2 separate regions of the Mus musculus genome follow, and region 1 is linked to region 2. The links are chromatin contacts, found by Hi-C or POLR2A ChIA-PET in ENCODE. All regions are on one chromosome and are shown on one strand. Each heading gives the region's core, a stretch centred on a gene start or an enhancer-like site at or near the end of the contact. The rest is flanking DNA. Distances are from core to core; before and after follow the strand shown.

Region 1 (4,843 bases), core at 1,201-3,700, 77 kb before region 2:
GAGGAAAGGAGCGGTGAGGGTGAGACTAAGTCTGCCTGGGCTAGAGTTCGAGGGCAGCCTGGGCAACCTAATCAGAAGCTGCTTGAAAGCAGAACGAGGGAGGGAGATGACTCATCACTTAGAGTGCTTGTCCAACATGCATGCACCAGGCTCAGGTCCAACCCTAGTACTAGTTAAACAGCCAAGTCTGATATAAATGATCAGGCTAAGGACCAAACGCTGGCTGGCCCGAAAAGTCTCCCATAGTTTCCTCATAGTATAAAGTGAAGTCAACACCATGAGGAGTAGGTGTGTGAGTTTATAGAGTAAGGTGATCCCAGCTGAGCCAGGGCTGCTGACAAAAGCCTATACTCCCAGTCCTTCAGAGGTGGAAGCAGGAGAGTCATCAGAGTATGGGGGCATCCTGAGCTACATGGTGAGTTCCAGGACAGCCTGGGCTATATGAGACCCTGTCTCAAAACAAAGATCCCACAAACAGAATCCTTCTAAAAGCCATTTTAGTTTTAAAAGACTCATTCTAGATTTAGCTTAAGATAATATACAACAATCAAGATTTTGCTATATGGTTGAATACACCTCCCCTTCCTCAAAAGAAACACAGCAAAACCACTGCTTAATTAATGATGACTCATGGTTAGCTTCAGTTGTGTACTTGACACCTGGGAAGGGGAAGCACAAGAGCAACTGCCTCCATCAGATTAGCCTGCCTCCATCAGATTAGCCTTTTCTTGCTTGCTAGCAAATGTGGGTACCTGGGGGCAGGTGGTCCCGGGCTAAGAAAGGTAGCCATACAGCCAGTAACCAGCCTTCGTCCATATCTGTGCTCCAGAACCTATCCTGGCTTCCCTTGATGATGGAATGTAACCTGTAAGCCAAATAGGCCCTTTCTGCCCAGAGTCGCTTCTGGTCAGAGTGTTTAGCAGAGCAACAGAAAACACACTGGAACCGTGGCTCAATAAGGAAAAACAGGAAATGTCCGAGGAGTGTCCAGAATGTGGAATGAAGCTCTGAAACTTGGCTCTCTTCGTGAAATTGTTGCTGGGTAAAACTTATACATTCTCCCTAAATCTTCCAGTGAAGTGAAAAGTCCCCACTCTTTAGGGTCTGTTAAGTTTACCACACAAATAATGAATGTGTGTGTCTCAAATTATCTGGTCCAAAAGAGCCTTCTTGTTGTTGCCATTAAAGGCAGATGAGTAAAGCCTCACTCCCCGAGGGCTTTCCATCTGCTTGAAGATAATAATAAAAATCCTTATTGCTTGAAGAAAAAATAATAAAACTATCTTTTAAATGTCATTCATCCTCAGACAGTTTTAGCCATCCCTCATCTTCTCCGGAGAACCCCAAATTGCTTCCACTTAGCTTATGTTTTTATTCCGACGGACATGCCTTGTTTTCAGTTTTACTTTCATATTTCTGGCCTTTCCCATTACAACATCCTGCTCTGCCCAGAACAGGGAAAAGGTGAAGCGCAGAGCCTGGCTCAGAACTGCAAGTAAACTTTTACCTAACCCCAGGACTGGAGAGGCTGAGGCAGAGGAATGTCCTGAGTTCAAAGCCAGCCTGGACCACAGATTGAGACCCTGTTTCAAAAACAAAAACAAACAACCAAAACAACAACAACAACAACAAACCAAGAGAGCCAGGCGGCGCGGAGCCGAACTCTGATAATCCTAGCAGAAAACAAAAACAAAAAAACACAAAACACCACCACCACCGTGTTTCAACTTCAAGGTCCCCACTCTCTCTCAACAGAGGCGCAGGTGCACCAGCGACGCCCGGTGCGCATCACGAGTGTCCCGCGGACCCGCCCTCGGCCCGGGGCCTCATACCTGGTGCAGCCGGGTGGCCGTTTGGCCCAGGCGAGCGCGCAGCGTCCTCTCGCGGAACTCGCTCAGGCCCTCGCAGTCTGCCGAGTCACCCGGGGCCGGGAAGAGCACGTCGCGCACGGTGGCGCCGCCGCATCCTTCGGCCGCCAGGCCCAGGTAGTGCTCCAGCTGCCGGCACAGCTCCTGCAGCGCCGAGTCGCCAGGGTCCGCAGGCGCCGGCCACAGGAGCGGCCACAGGAGGGCCCACAGCCCGCGTCCCAGGCCCCAGCCCGCGCCGCTCGCCGCGTCCAGCTCGGGCGGCAGCGGCGGGAAGCAGGGCTCCAGGGCCGGCCACAGCGCCGCCAGCTGCCGGTGCGCGCCGCGGAACCCGGCGGGCGACAGCACCCCGGCCCAGCTACATCCCCCGTCGCCGGCCTCCCGCCGCTCGCGCCGCCGCCGCTGCGCCGTGCGGTCGTGACAGGTGACGGCGAACTGGCCCTTCGCGGCGTTCCAGGCCACCAGGAAACGCAGCTGATGGCGCTCGGGCTCCGGGAAGAGGTCCTCACGCAGCGGAACCCAGCCATCCAGGCTGTCGGGCTGCTCGCTGTCCATGGCAGCCGCACACCCTTAGACTGCGACAGGCCACGACATTTTCCGGGAGCCGCTACTGTCAGTCAGAGGCGCAGAAGCTCCCGCCCCCTCATTCTGATAGGCTGTGTGAGGGAGGCTGTCTGGAGTTGGTTAAGTGAAAGCCAATGGAAAGTCTTTTCGGGGAGGCGGGACAAAGTCTCCCTTTTACAACACCGGCGAACCTTGAACTCTCTAAGTGAACCAGGCTAGCCTTGAACTCGTAAGAGACCACCCTGCTTCTGTCTCCTGAGTGCTGACATTAAAGGCATACAGCCGCTATGTTCGGCAAAGATTTTATTTTTAAGCCCATGTATACATGGGCAGGACGACATCACACCTTAGTACAGATGCCAGAAGAGGGCGTCATGTCCCCTAGAACTGAATACTCTATGGGGCTGTTAACAGCTTAATGCACTCTCTAAAAATAGTAATTCTTAGCTGCTGAGCCATCTCTCAAGCCCCTATCTTAGTTCTCAACATTACAATGAGAATTTCCCTCAACAGGATCCTATTAAGTATGTGGCTCCTGAAACAAACATACTGGCAAGATCAAACTTCTATTTGAACTCAATATTTACTTACTGAGGGCTCTGGGGTGTCAAAAACTAGATCGCAGACACATTTATTTTTGTCAATATAGTAAACTTACTGAGTATCTGCTGTGTTGTTGGTATATTGAGATGGGGGAGAGGGGGAGTGCCTAAATATTTCTGCTTTCCAAGCCAGTCTATGCCAAGCATCATCCTGACAGCAAGGATTTGAGACCTAGAGAGGGAATTTGTCTACAATATATGTGCACCAAGGCTAAGCAGGATGGCCTCACTACTGAAAGCATGCCGCCGGGGTATTATAACAAGCCAATAGAAAGTGCTGCTGCATTTCCTCACATGAGCCCTAAAGATGCCAGTTCTAAACCTGCAGCCACCTTAGATTCCGAGAACAACAGACAGCCATAAAAACCTTTATGATCTAAGGCAAGGTGAACCTTGAAGAAGAGGTCACACCTGTCCTCAGAAGAAGTGATTATCTATGCTAAAAAGCTGTGCCCTCCAGAGCAAGTAACTATTCCTGGAGATGACAAGACCTGTTGGGAAGGACCTTGAGATGAGGGGCAGCTAAACCACACCTTGGTAAAGAATGCCTGCATATGCATATCTCCTTTTTAAATGCACTTTATTCCTAGGAGAGGATCTTTGTCCATTCTGGCTCCATTGGAGCCTTTCGGCTCAGATGCCAAGCTTTGTCCTTCCTTCAGATTAAAACTGAAATCTTTGTCCTCCTTGTATTTGATCTGTTGGCCTTCACCATCCTAGGCCTTCAGTTTGCTAACCACAGAAGCCTCCATAATCTTATGAGCTAATTCTTCAAAATCAATCTCTCCATTGTGTAAGCATCCTGTTAGTTTATTCCATCTAAAGAACCTTGATGTTAATACAGTGTGTGTGCTTGTGTATGTGTGCTTGTGTGTGTGCTTGTGTGTGTGCTTGTGTGTGTGTGCTTGTGTGTGTGTGTGCTTGTGTGTGTGTGTGCTTGTGTGTGTGTGCTTTGTGTGTGTGCTTGTGTGTGTGTACTTGTGTGTGTGTGCTTGTGTGTATGTGTGTGCTTGTGTGTGTACTTGTGTGTGTGTGTGTGTGTGTGTGTGTGCGCTTGTGTGTGTGTGTGTGTGTACACACTTGTATGTGCTCATGCATGTAGGAAGACATACATGTAGGATGAAATGATATTTTATGTTTTTTCCATGTATAAATATATCATGGGCATGACCACATTAAAGAAAAGTAGTCGTGAGGCCTACATAAAGATATGATAAAGAGCCGGGCATGGTGGTGCACGCCTTTAATTCCAGCACTCGGGAGGCAGAGGCAGGTGGATTTCTGAGTTCGAGGCTAGCCTGGTCTACAAAGTGAGTTCCAGGACAGCCAGGGCTATACAGAGAAACCCTGTCTTGAAAAACCAAAAAAAAAAAAAAAAAAAAAAGGTATGATAAAGACATGCTTAGCATGAACCCCTGGTTTCAATCTCCCAAAACAATAGACATCTACATCATTGTTTTTAATATTTGCAAATATTGAGTTAACTATATCACAATTACCTAATGAATCGCACTTTGATAAAAATAGATTAATTTTTAGTTTCTGCCCATCTAAGCAATACTATATGGGGCTGAAGGTAGATAAGTGGTATAGCTTGCTAAATATACTTCAGGCCTTAGGTGGGTCCCTCCCCAACCCTCCCCATACCCCATCTCTGCCCCACACCAAAAACCAAAGCCACAACAGACCAAAGTGGTGAGCATCCTGTATATCCTTCTTTATGTGTATGGGTTGTTGTTGTTTTGTTTTTGTTTTTAATTTTTGTTTTGTTTGAAATGGAGTCTTTCTATATAACCCTATCTGACCTTGAAC
Region 2 (4,621 bases), core at 1,126-3,625:
CCTCCTGAAAATAAGAATATTCAACTGATCTGGAGAATTGTAGCAAGGAGCAAATGAATGCATGTTTGCTACTGAGGTTATTGGAATTGGGAGAGATTGGCCTTGGCCCAACCTCACTGCACTTTTCCTGTTTCTTCAGTCCCTCATCTCAACCCAGGTACCAGCTGACACCCAGAAGGCGGTGTTGCTTGCAGAAAAGGCAACATGGACGGTTGATGAGGAAGGAGACCGGCGCAGGGGGAGGGAGATTGAAAGGAATGGGAATAAGCGGGTAACTACGGGTGGAGAGGAGGTCCCAATTGCTGGACACCATGACGTCCCTAGCGGGTGGCTCAAGGCAGCGCATATCCGTGATATCCAGGCCTCTGGAGTCCCTCAAGGACAGGGAGGCAGGTGTGAGTCAGCAAAGACCTTTTGCCTAGGGCCCAGCCCCAAGCCAGGTCTACCCTCTGCGATGAGTGGGATGACCCAGCTGTGTGTGTGCACACACCTTGCAGTCTGCGACCTTTCTTCTCTTAGACCCTGGTAGGAGCATCCAGCACCATTCAGTTCTTCTTCTCTGAGGCACTCATGGGTCAGAACTTCCAGGAGGTGGAGTTAGAAAACTACGAGCCTCAGCCTGGAGACCTGTTCCTGTTCAAGTTGCAGACCCCTAAGGCACAGTGGTGCGGGGCCCACGTGGGTGTTTACTGCGGCCAAGGAGAGATCATACACTTTGAGGGTGAGCAAAAGAAATTTGGCCACTCGTGAGCAAGCTGTGCTGGGACGAAAATTAGGACGAAGGTGTAGGTCTCTGAAGATGGGGGAGAGAGGGTTGGGCAGCCAAGGGTGTGGGGCTTCAATTTGAGGAAATGCTAGGGCAGATTACTGAGTCGCACCAAAGCTAGCTCCGATTTGCTCTGATTTTGGGCCTGCTATCCCCACAGGCAGGACCTCCAACCAGAATGGAGTACAAACGTTTCTGGGTTACTGTGAGGGTGTCGTGTGTAAACAGGGGCACAGAGCTCTGCAGCGCTCCCGACAGCTCTGGCGTGTGCTACGCAGGCGCGGTGGCGTTGACCCTAGGGTGCTGGAGAGCCGCGTGCGAGAAGCTATGGACAACGATCCTCCTCCCTACCATCCCACTAGCAGCAACTGTGTGCACTTTGCACTGAACCTGTTGGGCATGGACTCAGTAAGTGCCTCTCTTCTACCTGCCCACATCCCATGCCAGCCCCAGTCTGCTAACAAAGGCACCTAACCAACTTGCTCCAGCATAATTCAGATGATTCCCCTCTCCACTACACCCAGACCAGGTTCCTTTCATCTTAAACTCTTTACTCTGGCAATCTAAAGTCCCCAGAATAGGTGTACCTATTTTTGAAGTTACACACTTTGAAACCCTTTAGCGCCAGGTAGACCTCAGGCTACTGTTCTTAGATCCTGAGCAGATATATTTACTGAACATGACCGATCTCCAACCCAGGGGCTGCTCCAACTCCATCCTTCTTTTTGCAGTAGAACTTTCTATTGATCCAAAGTCCGCCTTTCTCAGTTCCATCCTTTTCCAAACAGTCCACCAATTCTGATCTTAGAGAATTGGGACCCTAGTCTACAAATCTCGGTCCTTGGGAATACTTCCATTCTATGAGCCTGGCCAGGAGTTCCCAATCACTCAACCTCATGTCCAAAATCTAGACCAAAGATAAACAATTCACCATCAGCCTAGTCCAGGGTGTTCTCTCTAATCCAGAACTAGCTACAATCCTTCTTCTTGCTTTCCTTCCTTCCTTCCTTCCTTCCTTCCTTCCTTCCTTCCTTCCTTCCTCCCTTCCTTCCTTCCTTGGGTCTTAGGAGCTAAGCTTGATAAATCACAAAGTCCTGGAGACCTGGCAATTACACCAGACCCTAACTCAATCTGTTCGTCTTCTTTCCCTTCTAGATGTCAATGGACAGGAACCTAACCAGTGATTAATGTGACCTTGGGTCCTCCTGAATGGGCCAAAAGAGGTTTCAGAAGGGATCATTAAAGTATTTTCCCAAACGTAATTAGGATGTTGGAGGTTCTCTTTACTCCACCTAGAACTGATTTGCTCCCAGAATGCCCTTAGCACTTGCTTCCTGGGTCAGCCTCCTCTTAAATTCCACTTCTTCCAGGAAGTTGCTATGATTCCCAGTGAGTAAGCAGGTTATCCTCAGAGGGATTTAGACTGTGTGAAAAAGGATGGAAAGGTACCCACCCCTAAATCTCCAAGGTAGATGTTCCAACCCAGGCCTGCGAGTATGGCCTTCTTTCAGTGTCCCTCACGTCCCCCTCTCTCACTGCATGGGTGGGCGGGTCCGTGGAGGTCAGGTGATCGGGAGGGCGGAGGCAGGAGGTCCGCATCCCTCCAAAGACTATACAGTCATCAGCCCTGCAGCCTTGCTCACTGTGAGAGACCTTTAGATGCTTGCAGTTGCCAGAGAGTTCTGAGAGATTGGGACAGGGCAGGCGCTGTTCCTCCGTCCCCTGTCAGCTCACCCCAACCCTGCACTCCGCGGGTGGTGCCGGTCCCTTTAAGAACCTTAGCGCTCAGCCCTGATTGCTGAATCTGCGCGCTGCCTCCGCCGCGCAGATTGCAGCTCCGCAGAGCTAGGCGTGCATCCCATTCCTCGACCAAAGCCCAACCCGGCCGCTCAGCCACCCCTCAGCGCAGATCCATGTCGGCCGCTCCGGCCTACAGCGAAGACAAGGGCGGCTCAGCCGGTCCCGGGGAGCCAGAATATGGCCACGACCCGGCGAGCGGCGGTATCTTCTCCTCGGACTACAAGCGGTGAGCTAGCGAGCGCCGGCCGGGTGCGGCTGGCGCGCAGGCACCATGGACAGCGCCCGCGAGGCTGCGGCCCTGCCGACCCAGACCCGCCCTGCGCGCTTCCCGGGGTTCCCGCAGCAGGGCCACTTCGCCTTTAGCTACGAAGGGGCGGGGGACCCAAGGCTGGTGGGGGAGGGACCAGACAGGCGGGGTCCTTATGGAACAGCTGCGATGATGTTTGCAGCCTTTTATTCGCTGGCTCAAAGAGAAACCAAAACAAAACCCCCAAAACCAATTCCGTAGGGGACGGGTCTGAATTGGGGAACTGGAGTTTGAGTGTGGTCCACTCCAGGAAGCCGGCCCTGGATGTAGACTGAGAAACTGGCTCCTCCTGCAAATTAATTTCTCCATCTTTCCCCAACCCCCACATTGCCCTATGATTCAGCCCTACTTGGTTTGAATCTTACCTTTGACTCATTCATTTATTTGTTCATAAATTCAATAGCACATTAATTAAAGGCCTGTGGACCTGTTAGTCACGGAACGGAGTAGTGAACAGGAGCCAATAGATTGTTCCAACCGGGAGCACAATTGTAGCCCTGACAATTCAAGGGTCAGGAGTGGGAGTGCAAGACATGTTCCATTTCAGGGAGGAAGGTACTCTCGTGTTAGAAATGGGTCTGGGGTCTCAGGGAAATCACCACACAATCCAGAGCACAAGGCGCAAGCGAATGCACTTCTTCAGAAGGGTCACTCAACCAGGCAGGTTCACCGAGTGCGAGTCCCACTGGATTTTTATTACTAATGATCGGGTGACCCTGTTCCTTACCCTGCATGGTCAGTGCTAGGCCTCACATGCTCAAGCAGCTGCAAACAGCAACAAACCCTTAAAAGTCAGTCAACTGATATGCAAAGTGCAACTTTTGAGAACAGGATGCAGCTGTGAGCACATACTTTGATCTTAGACAAATGTTAGGCTGTGAGCCTGTCCAAAATTCATAGCCCCTGGGGCTGGCAGGCCTCTACTGGGAAGAGTACACCTGAGACAAAGGAATGGAGACTTTTCTAACGCTATATAACGTAATAAAAACTCCACTGGTATAAAAGATGTGCAGCTGGGTGTGATGGTGCTCGCCTTTAATCCCAATCTCAGAGGAAGGGGCATGAAGACTTCTTTAAGTTCAAGGCTAGCCTGGTCTACATAGCAAGTTCTAGGACAGCAAAGACTACAAACAAACAAACATTTCATTTGCAAGCCAGGGTTACAAATAAATAAGTAAGCAAATAAGCATATTTCATTTCTGTTTCCTACATCCCAGAGGACTAAGGGAAGCCACAGTGTAGGTTCTTCTGATGTTAGCATGCAGTGGCTAGAATCACGCAGCAGGTCACTAGAATGAATGAGGGCTCTAAGCAGGTGCTGCCACCAGATTTGCGTGTTGGAAGGATCTCATGCTGGACCGATGAGACCAGAAGTGATCTGGGTTGAGCAAGAGACAAGGGAAGGAGATATCAGAGTTGCCTGGCTGGGCACGGGATGGCTTTAAATCTAAGCTGCTTAAACTGTGGGTCCCCACTGGGTCTGTCAACTGAAGGCAGTATTCACAAAAGGTTTGGTAACATGACAGGATACCGAACACACAAAAATGAAAAATCAATGAAAATCAAACACACAATAGAACTCAGGTTTCTGACTTATGGCGCATACTGAGACTTTACTGCTGCTGAGTCTAACCACATAACATTTGCACTTCGAAACTGTGATTCCATCGTACCAAACACTGACAGACACTGCCTGACACACCTTGGTGCACACCAGAGATTATCCCTGGCGCTGTGAACTGCCTGCC

The links. Hi-C counts contacts between places; a loop is a spot of excess contacts on that map. ChIA-PET counts read pairs that join two places held with the same protein, here RNA polymerase II (POLR2A).
Region 1: a loop to region 2 is called in a map of left cerebral cortex, with 4 times the contacts of the local background. The contact joins the promoter of Whamm here to the promoter of Ap3b2 in region 2. A Hi-C loop is called at or near these places in 1 of 37 maps with a recorded cell type or tissue (left cerebral cortex). POLR2A ChIA-PET finds 5 or more read pairs at or near these places in 3 of 5 experiments (all embryonic stem cell).

What each region holds. Positions count from the first base shown.
Region 1 is chr7:81,568,899-81,573,741 of GRCm38, reverse strand. It overlaps Whamm (WAS protein homolog associated with actin, golgi membranes and microtubules), which reads right to left and starts at 2,450. Exons shown (of 10, transcript NM_001004185.3): 1 at 1,833-2,450. The coding sequence starts at 2,420.
Region 2 is chr7:81,491,679-81,496,299 of GRCm38, reverse strand. It overlaps Ap3b2 (adaptor-related protein complex 3, beta 2 subunit), which reads left to right and starts at 2,375. Exons shown (of 26, transcript NM_021492.3): 1 at 2,375-2,792. The coding sequence starts at 2,680. BC048679 (cDNA sequence BC048679) reads left to right here. Exons shown (of 6, transcript NM_001193274.1): 3 at 140-157; 4 at 520-721; 5 at 927-1,174; 6 at 1,922-2,026. The coding sequence ends at 1,954.